Linked DNA regions of Homo sapiens: region 1 is linked to region 2. The links are chromatin loops, found by intact Hi-C in ENCODE. Cell type or tissue: Caco-2. All regions are shown on one strand. Links, peaks and the distances in the headings refer to the core of each region. The heading gives the core; the rest is flanking DNA.

Region 1 (8,305 bases), core at 2,934-6,933, 69 kb before region 2:
GCGGGACGTGGTGGCAGGCACCTGCAATCCCTGCTACTTGGGAGGCTGAGGAACAAGAATCGCTTGAGCCTAGGAGGCGGAGGTTGCAGTGAGGCAAGATCGTGCCACAGCACTCCAGCCTGGGAGACATAGTGAGACTCTGTCTCAAAGGAAAAAGGAAGAAAATCTTGTCATTGAATTTAGGGCCCACCTGGTTAATCCAGGGTGGTCTCATCTCAAGATCTTTAACTTAATTACATCTGCAAAGATAATTTTTCTAAATGAGTTTATGTTCACAGGTACTCAGGATTAGTTCCTGGCCATGTTTTTTTGGGGATCACCATTTAACACACTATACCATCTGTGAAGGGAATCTAGTGACAAATTATTGTCCTGGAGATGCCCTTCAATAGCCTTTCACTGTGCAGACACTGTGCAATAGACTCTGGTGAAATAGAAAAGGTGGTATTTAGGTTGGGGCAAGATACAAGCCATTGGCCTCTTCTTGGTGAGATTTCCCCTTCACACTGTATTTGTACTGTCTTTCTCCTTTCACTGAGTGTCTGGCTGCCCCTTCCACATTCTTCCCAACCCATTTAGGTTGAGTTAGACATAAGAAAAATGTCCACTGGAAGATTTGGATGAGGAAAGGGGGTGAGGGTGAAATGGTGTTGTGGTTCTGCTTTATATCCTTAGCTACCTGTTTACGTGGGACCAAACTGGAAACAATAATCTTTTAAATGATGGTTATCATTCCAAAGTTCTCCACCTCAACAGGCTACTTTGTATTGACTGTGATTCTCTATGGAATACAGTTTTTAAATTATTATTTATTATTATTTTTATTTTTAGACAGAGTGTCACTCTGTTGCTCAGGCTGAAGTGCAGTGGCACGATCTTGGCTCACTGCAACCTCCGCCTTCCAGGTTCAAGCAATTCTCATGCCTCAGCCTCCCAAGTAGCTGGGATTACAGATGTGCACCACCACGCCTGGATAATTTTTGTATTTTTAGTAGAGATGGGGTATTGCCATGTTGGCCAGCCTGGTCTCGGACTCCTGGCCTCAAGTGATCTGCCCCCCTCAGCATCCCAAAGTGCTGGGATTACAGGCATGAGCCACCATGCCTGGCCTGAGCCACCGTGCCTGGTGCAGAATGCAATATGGTCTTGAATTCAATTGCAAATGTAGCCAGAGGTCCCACTTGGAATTTAAGCTGTGTGCAACATGGGTTCAGACAAGTCTGGACAAGGCTACTAAACTGGAGTGGTGGGGGACCAAGGGAGGGCTTCTGACAGCCCTTAGTGCTGCTTGGCATGAAGGACCCAGGAGCATTCTAGGAGAAAATTCACCCCACTGGGAAGAAGGAGACAGCATGACCCTCCAACCCTAAAACTTCAGAGGGGAGGTGGGATTCTGACGCATGTTGTCTCATTCTCAAATCTGCCTGTGGTCCATTCCTGGGTCTTAAGGAGAAAGTGAACTGGAAGTTAAAGCTGAAAGAGTGGTTTGACTACCACTCTGTCAAGTACTGTGGCATAGTAATGCAGTTTTTATATTGCTTTCCCAGAGAATAATGGAAAATCAGGTGGAACAAGAGAAGCCTGGGAATTACCGGGCTCAGCTCTGGCAATGCCCAGCTGGATACCTCACTATCCACTGGGAGGTGGCAGCATTTGGCAGAAGTGGTTCTAGCCAGTGGAAATGACAGCTCTGCTCAGCAAGGGTGGCAGTACAAGTGGGACAGGCAGTTTGCCACAGAAACAACAGTGATGCCCAGCAGATACTACTGGGTAGCAGACCAGACTTCCCTGGGAGAAATTTCAACATTCATTTAACAAATATTTGCTGGTTACCCACCATATGCCAGGTAATAGCAATACAATGCCAGGGGGACACAAATGGTGGGCAAAACCCATTGTGGTCTCTACTTTGTGAAAATGTTCAGATACTGGGGCTTGCATGAGCAGACAGAAGCAAAGAGGAATAGAATTAAGCATTTTTTTAAAAAAAATAACCTCATCTCATTCCAGTCTAATGAAATTTGGAAAATGGGATGCCATGTATTATAGAGCTTGCAGTCATGCTCAAGCTTAGATTTTAGCCCTGAGGTTTGCAAAGAATTCTTCCACACCTAATTAATTTTAAAAATTAATTGACAAAATTATATGTTTATCATGTACAGCATATTGTTTTGAAATACGTATACATTGTGAAAGGGCTAAATCAAGCTAATTACCATATGCATTACTTCACATACTTATTTTTTGTAGTGAGAACACTTAAACTCTACTCTCAGCAATTTTCAAGAATGCAATAAATTGTTATTAACTCTAGTCAACGTCTAGTACCATAGATCTCTTGAACTTATTCCTCCTATCTAACTGAAATTTTGCATCCTTTGACCAACATCTACCCCAACCCCTAGTAACCACTATTCTACTCTGCTTCTATGAGTTTAACTCTTTTAGATTCCACGTATAAGTGAGATCATGTGGTATTTGTCTTTCTGTGGCTGGTTTAGTTCACTTAACATAATGTCCTCCAGGTTTATCCATATTGTCACAAATGATATAATTTTCTTCTTTTTAAAGGCTGAATAGTATTGTGTATATATCCCATTGTGTATATATTGTGTATATATCCCTGGTTTTCTTTATCTGTTCATCTTGTTGATGGACACCTAGGTTGATTCCATATCTTGGCTATTGTGAATAGTGCTGCAGTGAACTTGGGAGTGCAGGTTATCTCTTTGACATACTGATTTCATTTCCTTTGGATACATACTCAGTAGTGGGATTGCTGCGTTATATTGCAGTTCTATTTTTAATCTCACCTGAACACCTTTCTGCAGTCAAACGCTCTACCGCTGAGCTATGTGTGCCCCCTCTCACCTGAACACCTTTCTAAGATAACAGGCCATAGGCTGCTCAGCCTTTTCACTTAGGGTGAATGCTGGTCATGGATCCAAGACCCAGAGGAGGGATGGATGGTGGGTAGAGTGGAGAGATGAAGTAGCAGAGTGCCGGATGCCAGTCTGAGGGTAGTTCTGACTAGAATTTGGATCTTATTTTGTGACTGTGCTTGCCTCAGAGCAGTGTTAGTGTGTGTATGTGTTTCCCCCCTGCTTCTTCTAGGCTTAAGCTAGTTACTCCACCATTTCCTGGAGTCCAGTGTTTGTCAAACTCCAATAATGTGTACACAAATGTACTGGAAATCTTGCTAAAATGCAGACACTGATTCACTGTGTCTGTGGAGGGGCCTGGGAGTCTGCATTGCTAATGAGCTCCCAGGTGATGCTGAAGCAGCTGGTCTATGGACTACACTTGGAGTGGACAGGTTTTAGTCCGTGAGAACACTGCCTGCAGAAAGCCTCTCGAGCCATTTCTAGTTTGATGATGACTTTGGAGCACTGCCTGCCTCTCTTTTTGCCAAGATTCAAGGAGAGTGTTTCCTTATCATTTTTTTCTAAAGCCTATTATTTATGAATACTATATATATTTTTTCTCCAAAGATGAGGTCTACCTGCACTCCATAAAGCCCATATTTGGGCTTCTTATATCAATACATAACTTTTCTCAGAGTGGTGCTAACACTGCTGGTGGTGAAGCCCTAAGTACAAACCTGTTTTAGGAAAGAAATTCATCTTGTTAGAGGGAGCCGAGCTACTTACAAGGCAGATAACGTTCTGCAGCTTGCTGAATTGATGGAGAGAGGCACTGGGATTCAGACTCACCTATTTTTCATTCTTTGAATGAAGTCTATCTTCTGAATTACATGAGCCATGTGAAGCAGGGAAAGAGAGCAATGGTTCTGGAAACAAAAACAGAGTTCTTATCTTTTAATACAGAAGAGAATGCCTCAGGATATTATTATTTGTGATTTATGGGGTGTATAGCAATATGACCAGTGTCTCACCACAGCAGACACAGGACTCTGACCCTCTGCCTTTGATGAACTCTTGTAGCTTCCCAGGGGCAATTTTCCACCGTAGAATAGCTGCTGCATCACAAAATTCTGGCTTAAAAAATCATACTGAATGAGTTACTAGGAAACTTGATTTCTATTTCCAGTTCTACCACTGACTTATTCTATGACTTTGTCCAAATTCTTTAGATCTTTTCACCTACTAGTAAGGTTAATCACACTTGCTGTGAATATTTGCCTGTGAGATATCTTGAGATATGTTTATTAGCTAAATTTTCTCAAATATTTGTGAAAACTCAACTTTCTTCCTGAAGATATATCAGATTTCACTGACAAGATCAAACTATGTAAATGAATAAAATCAACTAAACAAACAAAACAATGAACAGGATCATAGAGGCCTTTATAAGTCAGGAGTAGATGGCAAGGCCAATCTCCCTCCTTCCCTCACCCCCTCCTCCTTTCATTTCTTCCTTCCTAATTTTCTAAAACTTTATTTTGAAATAATTTTGGACTTATAGAAAAGTTGCAAAGATAGTACAAATAATTCTGGTATAACCTCCATCCAGATTGCCTAAATGTTAACATTTTGCTGGTATTCAGACATTCGTTTTCTCTTTCTTTCTCTTTGTGTGTGTGTATCCATACCTATCTCTCTATGTCTATATGTTTTTTCTGACCTAATTGAAAGTAAGTAAAAGACAAGATAGATGCCCCTTTATGCCTAAATATTCACCGTTCTCTTATATAACCATAGTAAAGTCATACAAATCAATAAACTACATTGACAATAGTACTAATTCTATTATTTATTCAAATTTTGTTAATTATCTTAATAATCTTTTTATAGCAAGAGAGGCTGGGCATGGTAGCTCACGCCTGTAATCCCAGCACTTTGGGAGGCCAAGGGCGGCAGATCACTTGAGGTCAGGAGTTTGAGACCAGCCTGGGTGACGTGGTGAAACCCTGTCTCTACAAAAAATACAAAAATTAGCTGAGGGTGGTGGTGCATGCCTATAGTTCCAGCTACTAGAGAGGCTGAGTGAGAGTATTGCTTGAACCTGGAAGGTGGAGGTCGCAGTGAGCAGAGATCATGCCGCTGCACTACAGCCTGGGCAACAGAGGGAGACTGTGTCTCAAAAAAAAAAAAAAACAAAAACTTTATAGTAAGAGAAAAACTATTCTTTGGTTTAGGATCCAGCCCAGGCTCATGTGTTATATACAATTGTCCTGCTTCTGTGTCTGCTTAACCTGGAGCATTAACCCAGTTTTTCTCTTTTTCATAGAGAAGGTAAATTCCTGAGCTTAAGAGAGTCCATGAAAAGTTGAATGGATAAAAGTTATTTTATTTTAACAAACAACCATAAAAGGCAGCTAGGAAGTCCCAAAGTTGAATTATGAGAATATTAAAGTTGTTTTTTAAAGTTATGAAAATAGGGCAATTATAATAAAAATTTTAAAAATACAGAAATGAATCACATAAAAATGAAAGTCCTCCCTCTAATCCCACTTTTACTCAACGCTGTTAAAAATTTTTGTATTTTTTTCAGATCCTTTTCTATGCTCATAAAATACATAATTTATAACTTGTGCTCTTTTTAAGCCAAAATGCAATCAGACTGTACATATTGTTCTATAACTTTCTTTTTTAAAAAAGTTACTTTGTCATTTGCATCTTTCCTTATCAATTTATGCAAGTATATGAGGGTCGACTTTTGTCATCTCTAGTGGGGAAGCCCTGACCTGAGCCCAAAGTCTTCCATTTTGCTTTTGGTAGTAGCTTTGACTTACTAATAAGTTTGGAAGTGTCCTTGTTCACTGGGAGAGAACATTCCTTTTTCACACCTAGTTGTCCAAGTACACACGGAAAGTTTGGGAAGCAAACTCCCTCTTTGAATTATTTGGCCCTTTCTGACCTTTTCTTTCATGGTATCCACAGATCCCTCCCTTAATTTATGGCCCCTTCATGGAGGACCTCATTAGGGTGACTGCAGCCTGGGAAGGCTTGATCATAACTTGGATAATATAGTTTTGAGGTTGAACTATTTCAAAGGTAAAAACAAAGTATGAAAAAATGTTTAAAATAACACTCTCAACTCATTAAAATCTGTCTCTTTTGCATTGCAGCTAGAGTACAAGACGACATGACTGGTGATTTTATATATATATATATATATATATATATATAAAATACCCATATACACACAAGCACACACACATGCATTTTGTTTTTTCTTTTTTTGAGACGGAGTCTCGCTCTTTAGCCCAGGCTGGAGTGCAGTGGCATGATCTCGGCTCACTGCAAGCTCCGCCTCCCGGGTTCACGCCATTCTCCTGCCTCAGCCTCCTGAGTAGCTGGGACTACAGGCGCCCGCCACCACGCCCAGCTAATTTTTTGTGTTTTTATTAGAGACGGGGTTTCACCGTGTTAGCCAGGATGGTCTCGATCTCCTGACCTCGTAATCCACCCGCCTCGGCCTCCCAAAGTGCTGGGATTACAGGCGTGAGCCACCGCGCCCGGCCTCACACATGCATTTTGTAAAGTTTCTGTGAGCACATATCTGGGAACCATCCCCATGGGTGTTAATTTGTAACTGTTTGGATACTCTTTTATCTGTATCCTAGATTAGAAGTGCAGCTGTTTTCTCCAGTCTTAGACACACTTGCCTGATCTTGGAATGACTTTAGGGGGTTTCTTGCAACTGTTTTGCTGAGATCTTTAAGAAAATCAGTCTTAAAGATTGGTTTAGGCGATTTGTCGTTTGGTTCTTGACTGGATATTTTCTGGACCTCTCTGACCTTTGACTTTATTTATCCTTTGCTTACACTGACCTTATAGTGCCTTTAAACCCAAGAGTGCAACGAGGCAGTGATGATCCAAAGTTTTTGTGAGCTTGATGGCTGTATTAGTGGTTTTCCCATTTTGCTTCTCTCCTGCAGCCTTTAGCCCTGAAAGCATTTTGGAACAGGGTCTGTTTTCCTATAACTGCCTTCTTGAACTTGTTGGGCAAAATCAGAGCAGTGATTGAGTCCTCAACACCCTTATGGCACTGCAGAGTAATAACATTTATCACAGTTCTTGTTTAAGCCCTTTAGAGATGACATTTCACAGTGTAATTTTGCTTCACAGATTTTTCCCTTGTGAGTTTTGACTTTCAGGGCAGAATTCTCTCTTATGGCTTCACCTTTTTCCTATTTTGTGTATCTGTGAGAAGTTGCACAAATAAGGCTCCTCTCAGCATAGCAAATGGAATCAGGTCACGCTCCCAAGTGACCTTCACCTCCAGATTCCTGATTGTTTCTTCCTTATTTGTCGTGAGCAGGCCCAAATTGCCTCACCTCTAGCTGCCCTTTCCACTTTATGAAACAAGCAACTAACAGCAACACAGCTCTAAAAATTCCCGGATGACCTGAATTTTGCTCTTTTTATTATCCCTTAAGAAATGTCTCAGTAATTGAAATCTAGAGTAGCAGAGTTTTGTGATCTTTTCATTTAGCATTTTACTTATATTTGGTTTATGTATATTGTGCCTTTAAACTCAAGAGTGGTCAAAGTGTGCCTGAGGGACCTGGAGGACTGAAACCAAGAATATCGTCATTTATTCGAAGGACAGAAGTTAAACAAGGGTTTTAGCACCCCCACTTATTCGGGAGTTAAGAGGAAAAGGAGCAGGAGGATGCTGGAGAATTTTAGTAGGTAGCAGCAGGGAGAGGCGAGACATATATGCAGAGATTTATACTGCATGCTACATTTTATTTATTTATGGGGACATGGGTATCTGTTTTTTTCCCTCTACAGTAATTTATCAGTGAGTTCATCGTGATTTAGTAGTGCACAGAGGACACCCACTGCTAATTCCCCTTTATTTCGTATATTTCTTTTACCTTAACTCATACAGCTTCAGCATTGCTACTTCCTTTATCATCCATCTGTATTTCATTGCAAGTCCAACTCTTTTTGATCTACAGCGCAAGCCCTCATTTTCCCACCTCTTTGTCCTCTCTTCACAGATTGCGTTCCTCAGTATTGACATTTCAGTCATTTGATTTATCCTAACAGGTTCCCCAGTGCCAACCAGATCATAATTCCCTTTCTGGTAGCATCACTTCAAGACCTTCCTGGTTATTTCCCTTGGCTCCTAGTATTTGTGGATCAGCACCTAAGAGATTTACTGATGATTTGTCTCCTCTTTTAGCTTTCTGTTTGCTTAGATCCAAATCACAGGTGGTAACTTGGGAGGCCCGAGGATATCTGGAATTGTGTAAAATGTGAGCTTTGTTCTGCTTGGTAGGGAGTGCTGGAATGTTCTATCTCAAGCATTTTCACAGAAGGGACAACTCTGGAATTGCTTCAAACAGAAGGATCTGCCCATGAGCATTCTGCTAGTCTTTGTAAATCAA
Region 2 (8,305 bases), core at 2,431-6,430:
GAGCATTAGCCCAAGTGATGGAGCCCAGAAGGAGAGATATCACTTCACTTTCTAACTTATCATTGTCTCCTTTCTCATTTTAAAATACTCTTTTTTAAATTCTGCTTTCTGAAACAGCCTTTCCTTTTACATTCTTGAAATCTAAGACAGCCCACATGCTGACTGAAGCGTTCCACCTCCATATCCCATTTCTACTCAGGGCTTTATCTGCAGTTTTCCTTCTTTTATTTATACTTTTGATTGTAAAGGTCCTTAGGGCAGAGACTTTAGTTTGTTGGGTGTAGTCTTATTTATTGTATAAGGCTGTGCCTACTTTTGACACACATATAAATATGAAAATAACAATATTACTCATTTTGACAGAACGAGATTTATTTGTAGTCATTCTTTACAAAGAGCAGGTAGTTAGTTCGATTGTTATTGTGAGAGGGGCTATAAGTGGGTCCCTCAGCTTTTTTTTTTTTTTTTTTTCAAATTTATGCACATTCTTTTTATTGAGGGTGAAGGAAGTATATTTTCCCTCTGATTTTATTGGAGTTTGGCAGCATGGAGAATACTTGTTGCATTAAGAGCATTTCCCTATTAAGTTGAATGGTTTGCTGCCTTTGGCTCCGTATTTAAGAAAATACACTGTTAGTGAAGAGCAGAACAATGAGGTATTTTGTACCGGAAAGCATTTCTACAAAGTGCTAGAGCTTGATTTATAGTGTGAATATTGTTTGGGGGATGATAAATATTCACTGTGGATTTGATTTTAGTCCCAGCAATCCAAACCACACAATTTCTTTGCATACAGGGTCACTCGGTAAGTGACATTTGTATAAGCCCATGGCTGGGATACTGGTTTGCTTCTAAGCATGGTTCTGGCATGTCCAACATAGCTAAAAAAAACAGGGACTGGACAAATTGTATTTTCTCGGGGGCTCAGTAGCTTCCCAGTAAGGAACACAAGTGGTATCCCCTGCTGCTCTGCAGACATGTCTGGGCATCTCTGACCTGGTGGGGTTGCCCACTGAAGTCTATTTGCAGAGGCACCGAGGAGGATTCTGGGAGAGCACCCATCGTAAGTGAGGGGAGAGCCAGGCATGAAGAGATTGACTTGGGAAGAGGTGAAGATGCTCTGAGTGCAGTGTGCTGCATGCAACTTGGATTTATCTCCTTGACAAAGCCTTTCTGCGTTCATGGCTGTAAGAGCGAGGCAGATTTGTTTAATCACTACCAAAAAGTAGGACACAAACCATGCTTCTTAGGGGCCTCTAAGGGAATGTCCACAGAGGGGAGCTGTCCATTCCCCTTCCGTCCTCACAGTAGACCACTGCCCAGCTTGGTTCTAATAAGCTGCTTGATTCTGTCATTCCAGAGGATTCAGGTAATTGACATCACATCTGTCTTTCCTGCTAGGCAGAGAGCTCTGCAAGAGCCATGACAGTTTCTGTCTTGCTCCCTACAGCAGCACCAGAAATTAGCATAGTGCTTGCCTCACAGAGGAGCTCAATCATTGTGTTGTTCGATGGATGAGGGCTGGCTGGAGAATGAAATAATGCTCAAAGGTGCATTAGGCTAAGGTGAACTGCTGTGCCTAACTAGCCCTTCCTAGTCAGAAAGGAGAAGGTGAACTGATATGTATTTGTGTGAGCAAGCGTGTGTGTGTGTGTGTGCGTGTGTGTGTATTTCACATTTGGATTTAGTCTTCTTAGTTTCTGTCATGTAACTTCAAGCTTACGGCAGCCTCTGGGTATACAACAACAGCAGGGCCTTCCGCTGACTGGTGAAGTCAGTGCCATGTCATAGGCTCTGATGACTGCCATTGCTTATGCACTTACCATTTGCTGCTCCTCCACATCCCAAGTTTCAGGCCTGTCTCCAATTGTCAGTTCTGCCCATCTTCTAGCCTAGGGATCAGAAGATACCCTTTTACCAGCCGTTCCCATGTTCCCACGTGTCATTTTGGTGCCGCTTGCTAAGTCCTGGCCTGCCCTTGTTTATTTTCTTTTTACTCTGCTCCTTTTTATCCACGGAGTGCATGTCTCAGTGCTCCTTAAAACTGTAGCCAAGTCTAGTTTTAACACCTTTAGTAAGAACCAGTCACAGTTATAGATTAATCCTGTGACACATGCCAGTGAGACTGGCCACGCACACAAGGAAGGATCATATTCACAATGAAGCCATTAAGTCTCATTTCCATCAGACACTTGAAAACCCAGAGGGATCAGAAGTTCTAGGTGATTTTTATGGGAGAAGGTAATTGTTATGGCATTGGGGACATTGTTCTGGAGATTGGCAGACAGTTGAAACCCTGAACACTTGAGATGGCTTTTATGGATGTTGCTAGAACAGTGAGGTCAGGGTTTGCTTGAAGAAGCACTCCGTGGCTTGCTGTTTTCCCAGACCCTCCTTTGCCCTGCCCTGATTCTGGGCCTTTGTACATTCATGTCCCCTTTTCCATCTGGCAAACTCCTATTCATCCTTTAAGACTCAGTTCCTTAGTGAAGCTTTCACAAGTTCCCAGGCAGGATTAGGGGGCCTCCACCCCACTTGTGCTTCTCTAGCACCCTTCAGTACACATCTGTATTGTGATATTTACCAAGATATAGAACAGAGGTGGCAGATCACTCTGAAAAGGGCCAGATAGTAAACATTTTAGGTTTTGGTGACCATATGGTCTCTGTTGCAGCTATTCGACTTCGCTGTTACAGGGTATAAGCAGTCACAGACAATATGTAAATGAATGAGCATGGCTGTGCTCCAGTAAAATGTAATTATGGACACTGAAATCTGGATTTCATATACTCTTCATGTATCGTGAAATATTCTCTTTTATTTAATTTTTCCCAAACATTTAAAAGTGGAAAAACTATTTTTAGCTCGTGGGCCATACAAAAGTAGGCATGGATTTGGCGTGTGGGTTAAGTTTGCCTACCCCAATATAGAGCATGTATTTGACTACATGCATTTGTCTGCCTCTTCCATTTGACAACAAGCAAGTTGAGCTCAGGGAGTAGAATTCCCAGGGCATAACATAGTTCCTAGCACCCAGTAAGAACTCAAGAAATACTTGTTAAATGAATGCTTGTGTGGGAGTATCTGAGCAATTATTATGATGTCAGGCATTGTGATGAACGTGTTATATGCATTTTCCCATTTAATTCTCATTTAATTTTGTTATCCAGGGACACTAAAACAACAATTTTCATTAGATACTGTGCTAAACATTGTCTATGTAGTCTCATTTCATCCTCTCAACAACCCCATGGTGAGTAGGTACTGCTAACATCCACTTTTACAGCCCAGGGAAATTAAGCTTAGAGAGATTACTTGTCAAAGGTTACCCCACAAGGGAGTGGGGTGGGGTCAGGAAGGAGCCCAAGTCACTAGACTCAAGGGCCCTAACTCTTACCTCCCATCCTGTGGGGACATGTTCATGAGTATGAGGCAGGTCCTGGGACTATGGTGATGCCGAAACAGGCACTGGAGATTTCCTTTTCTCTTTTCAGCCATTTGGATATGTTTAAGAATGACCACAACTGTTTTTAACTATCTGTGTAACGTTTGGAATGTTGCTTAACCTTCTGGGTCTAAGTCTTCTATTACTATAGCAAAGAGTTTGAATGACATGCTCTCAAAGGTCTCCTCTTGTGATAAGTTTCTATAATTTTGTTCTCTACTGTTTTCAACTTATATATCGCTATTGCCTGTCTCTATTCTTCTGCCGATCCTTGACTTCAGAAACTTCAGGCCTCATGGGGTTGCTTGAACTTGGAAGGGAGGAAAGGAGAAGGGAACCATAGAAAAGAAAAGTCCATCTAGCCACAAATGCATTTTTAAGTCCCTCAAATGGCTGATTTAAGTATATTTGCTTTTTGGCTTTTCTTTTGGATGCAAATTTAGGTTTTCCAAGAAAAACAAGTAACACTATTGTCTATAACAAAATGACAATAGCGATAGCATCTTCTATTTCCATAGCACCATTTAAAAGTACCTTTGAAGGTATTATCTAATTCATCCTTCCCATATTCCTTTGAGACAGGTAAGAAGCTTTTTTATTAGGACATCCTTTTATATAGCTGCAGAATGAGCCTCTCTTTGTTGTAAACCAAAGACACCAAGTGGCCCAGAGAGATTTCAACAGCAGGCCACTGGGTGAGCAGTCATTTCCCAGACTGATGGTCACGATTCTTCAAAAAAAAAAAAAAAAGCCACGCTTCTGCCAGGGCTTTTATAAACTTAAAGATATATTTTCTACTTCATATAAATGTGGCCTTTGATGTTTAAAGATCCAACATTCTTATTTGGCTGGTGTATATTAGTTAGTTTTATTGGATGGGGTGGAAAGAGTCAACTCATTCCAAATAAATATTTGCTGAAAGAGTGAAGGAATGATTGAGACAATCCTCAGAACATCAGGAATAGTATCTATGAGGAATTTCCATGCAATGTGGCCATGTCACCAGGCCCAGGTGAACTGTACAAACAGGACCTTTGGTTTGTTTTAGATTTGTCTGTGCTTAAGCAACATCTCTTTGTCTCTCTATAGATATTAAACTGTCACCAGAGGGATAGACCCATGAAAGCAAAATAAAACATTTTTTTTCCAGAGTTTCCTATAAATGAACATGTCAGATGATCTACAACTTTTAGTTTTTTTAATAAAATAACACCTCTAAGATGTCTTTGTAGTGGAAGCATTAGCTTTTAGCTTTTTTAGCCAGTTACTATCACAAATATACCCTGACTGCCATAAAAAGGCATTAGTAACATGATGACAAAAACAGAATTTGTTTAGGGGTCCATCCAACTTCCCTGTTGGTATCCAGGTCCCCAGATCCTTCATACTGCCCTCAACAGCTCCAAACCCTAACAAGAATGTTTCACCTATGTCAACTGCTGTACTCTTAATGTGTCTCCCCAAATTCATGTGTTGGAAGTTTAATCCTCAATGCAACAGCATTGGAAGGTAAGACCTAACGGTAGGTATTTAGGTCACGAGGGCTGAGTCCTCATAAATGGATAAATGCCGCTATAAAAAGGGCGTGTAAGAGTGGTTTCTGTTTCTTGCTCTTCCATCTTCCACCATGTAAGAATACAGCAGGAAGGCCAACACCAGATACCAGTGCCATAATCTTAGATTTCCCAGTCTCCAAAACTTTGAGAAATAAATTTTGTTCTTTGTAAAGTACCAGTCTCAGGTGTTTTGTTATAGCAGCACACAGGAACTAAGACTGAAGTTTCTCAAATGTCAGAACATCTCTACTTCTCTCTATTCTGTCTCCCATTGCGTTCACTCTTTCTTCATTAGAGCATCCAGCCTTCTCTAAGTAGGAAATCAAGTTGATAAGCTAATTCACATTACAGTATAAATCAGTGTTAGGCTTTCAGATTTTATGAATAAGGAAAATTTTGAAAATTTTGGATGATCTTTTTTTTTTTTTTTTTTTGAGACGGAGTCTTGCTCTTCCGCCCAGGCTGGAGTGCAGTGGTGCTATCTCGGCTCACTGCAAGCTCCACCTCCCGGGTTCACGCCATTCTCCTGCCTCAGCCTCCGAGTAGCTGGGACTACGGGCGCCCGCCACCACGCCCGGCTAAATTTTGTGTTTTTAGTAGAGGCGGGGTTTCACCGTGTTAGCCAGGATGGTCTGGATCTCCTGACCTCGTGATCCGCCCGACTCGGCCTCCCAAAGTGCTGGGATTACAGGCGTGAGCCACCGCGCCCGGCCTGGATGATCATTTTTTAATTCATCTTCTATAACCATAATTTTATAAAATAAAGGACAGCTTAATACCTAAAAATCAGGATAAATACAATCTTATAATAAAAGATAGTTTAGTCTACTAGGAGACAGTTGGCAAATTTACAATGACATATTTAAAAAAAGGATACATTTTTAGAAGATCGAATTCAATAAAATGACAACATTCAGTTTTATTTTACAATTTCACATGCAAAATTGTCAACTGAACAATCCACATCAAAAGGTCAAGAGTGTCTAACGTGATCTGAAAACTTTTTTTTAGCATAGTCGTTGTCAAATATCAAATTTCACATGGGGTAACTTGACAAAAATATAAGCTATCTATTTTAACTTGTTCACTCAACCTGAAATGTTCTAGGTGAACTCAGAAGCCTACTCAAGTTATCCATTGCTTTTCCACAATTACTCTTTGGGGGGACTGGTGAGAAACCTAAGAAATTAAGCTGTGAGCAGGGTGTCTGGTTAGCAAATAAGCTGAAAACAGACTACAGAGCAAGCGCAATGCAGCATCTGCAGACACATAAGTCTGTGCAACCTGAGTGCCCTATTCACCTAAGCTGCGGTCATTAGAAAAGTACCTAAGAAGAAGGCTTCATGTTGGTAACAATTTCTGCATGCATTGGTCACAAGCCAATCAGCCTTTGAGAACTGTTTGTGTGAATGGCATCTCTAATCTTCAAAGGGTAATTTGCATTTGAAGAGCTTATTGACCAAGTAAGTGTTCAATGCCTTCATTTTAGTGTGCTAAATAATTTTTTGGGGGGAATCTGATGATAGCCCTAGTAACTCTCCCTAGGAAAATGTCCCAAGCCCATACAAAAATTGTATGAGCTTTATGAATTTACAAAACCTTTCTCTAATGAATGAAAAAAGTGAAGCTTTTCAGAATTATGGGAGAACTATTAGGGGCAAGGAAACTTCCCTGCAATTTAAAATCATATCTATGTTGGGTACAAGTAGCCCTGTTTTCACTGGCTCAGGGTCTTATATCTTACAAATTGTGCACCTTTCTTCCAATGCTACTAGACATGGGTATACTTATAATCAGATACAAACAGAAATATATCTTTTTTATTCTTTAAATAAATTAAACAATTGCTGAGTTATAGCAAAATAGTGTCAGTTTATGCCTTTCACAGAAAAATAGAGAGAAATTATTGTCTTTTGGTCTTTGAAACCATCTTGGAGTTCAACCACTCAAACTAAGGCATCCTACCTAGATGGTCATGAAGAATTCATGCTCCAATATAATGCAGTGATGCTGCTGGCATTATAGTTGCTCATCTGCTAAACTCTTCTGTCTTATAACTGTGATGTTAGGAAAGTACAGTTGGAAGTCATAGCCACAGCAATCAGGCAAGAGAAAGAAATAAAAGGTATCTGAATAGGAAAAGAAGTCAAACAATCTCTCTTTGCTGACAATATGATTCTATATTTAGAGAACCCCAGAGACACCACCAAAAGGCTACTAGAACTGATAAATGATTTTAGGAAATTTTAGGATACAAAATTGATGTACAAAAGTCAGCAGCATTTCTACACACCAATAATGTCCAGGCTTAGAGTCAAATCAAGAACATTATCCCATTTGTAATAGCCACAAAGAAAATAAAATACCTAGGAATACAGCTAACTAAGAAGGTAAAAGATCTCTGTAAGGAGAACTACAAAACACTGCTGAAAGAAATCAGAGATGACACAAATAAATGGAAAAACATTCCATGCTCAAAAACTGGAAAAATCAATTTCATTAAAATGGTAATACTGCCCAAAGAAATTTATAGATTCAATGCTATTCCTGTCAAACTACCAACATCATTCTTCATAAAATTATAAAAACCTATCCTAAAATTCATATGGAACCAAAAAAGAGCTCAAATAGCCAAAGCCATCCCAAGCAAAAGGAACAAAGTCAGAGGCATCATACTATCCAACTTCAAACTATACTATAAAGCTACAGTAACCAAAACAGCATGGTATTAGTACAAATACAGACATACACATAGAGCAATGGAATAGAATAGAAAACTCAGAAATAAAGCCATACACTTACAACCATCTTACTTTTGACAAGGCTGACAAAAACAAGCAATGGGAAAAGGACTCCCTATTTAATAAATGGTGCTGGGATAACTGGTTAACCATATGCAGAAGAACGAAACTGGATCCTTACTTTTGACCATGTACAAAAGTTAACTCAAGATAGATTAAAGATTTAAATGTAAGACCTCAAACTAGAAAAGTCCTAGAAGAAAACATAGGAAATACCCTTCTCAACACTGGGCTTGGCTTATACACTGCTGGTGGGAATGTAAATTAGTTTGGCCCCTGTGGAAATCAGTTTGGAGGTTTGTCAAAGAACCTAAAACAGAGCTACAATTTGACCCAGCAATCCCATTACTGGGTATATACCCAAAGGAAAATAAATCATTATACCAAAAAGACACATGCACTTGTGTTCATTGCTACACTATTCACAATAGCAAATACATGGAATCAACCTAGGTGCCCATCAGTGGTGGATTGGATAAAGAAACTGTGGTACATATACACCA

The links. Peaks named below come from ENCODE experiments on the same cell type or tissue, not always from the same donor. Only the 100,000 strongest peaks of a DNase experiment are listed, where the experiment ranks them.
Region 1: a loop joins it to region 2, with 8 times the contacts of the local background. A loop is called at or near these places in 1 of 110 quality-filtered maps.

The regions. Positions count from the first base shown.
Region 1 is chr4:138,822,508-138,830,812 of GRCh38, reverse strand. The region is part of intron 2 of LOC105377448 (a long non-coding RNA gene); the gene reads left to right. Among named protein-coding and RNA genes, the nearest start is that of NOCT, 190 kb to the left of the region's middle. In Caco-2, for the core only: no CTCF peak of the experiment used is centred there; no DNase peak of the experiment used is centred there.
Region 2 is chr4:138,752,861-138,761,165 of GRCh38, reverse strand. No RefSeq gene overlaps it. Among named protein-coding and RNA genes, the nearest start is that of NOCT, 260 kb to the left of the region's middle. In Caco-2, for the core only: no CTCF peak of the experiment used is centred there; a DNase peak (open chromatin) is centred at 4,445.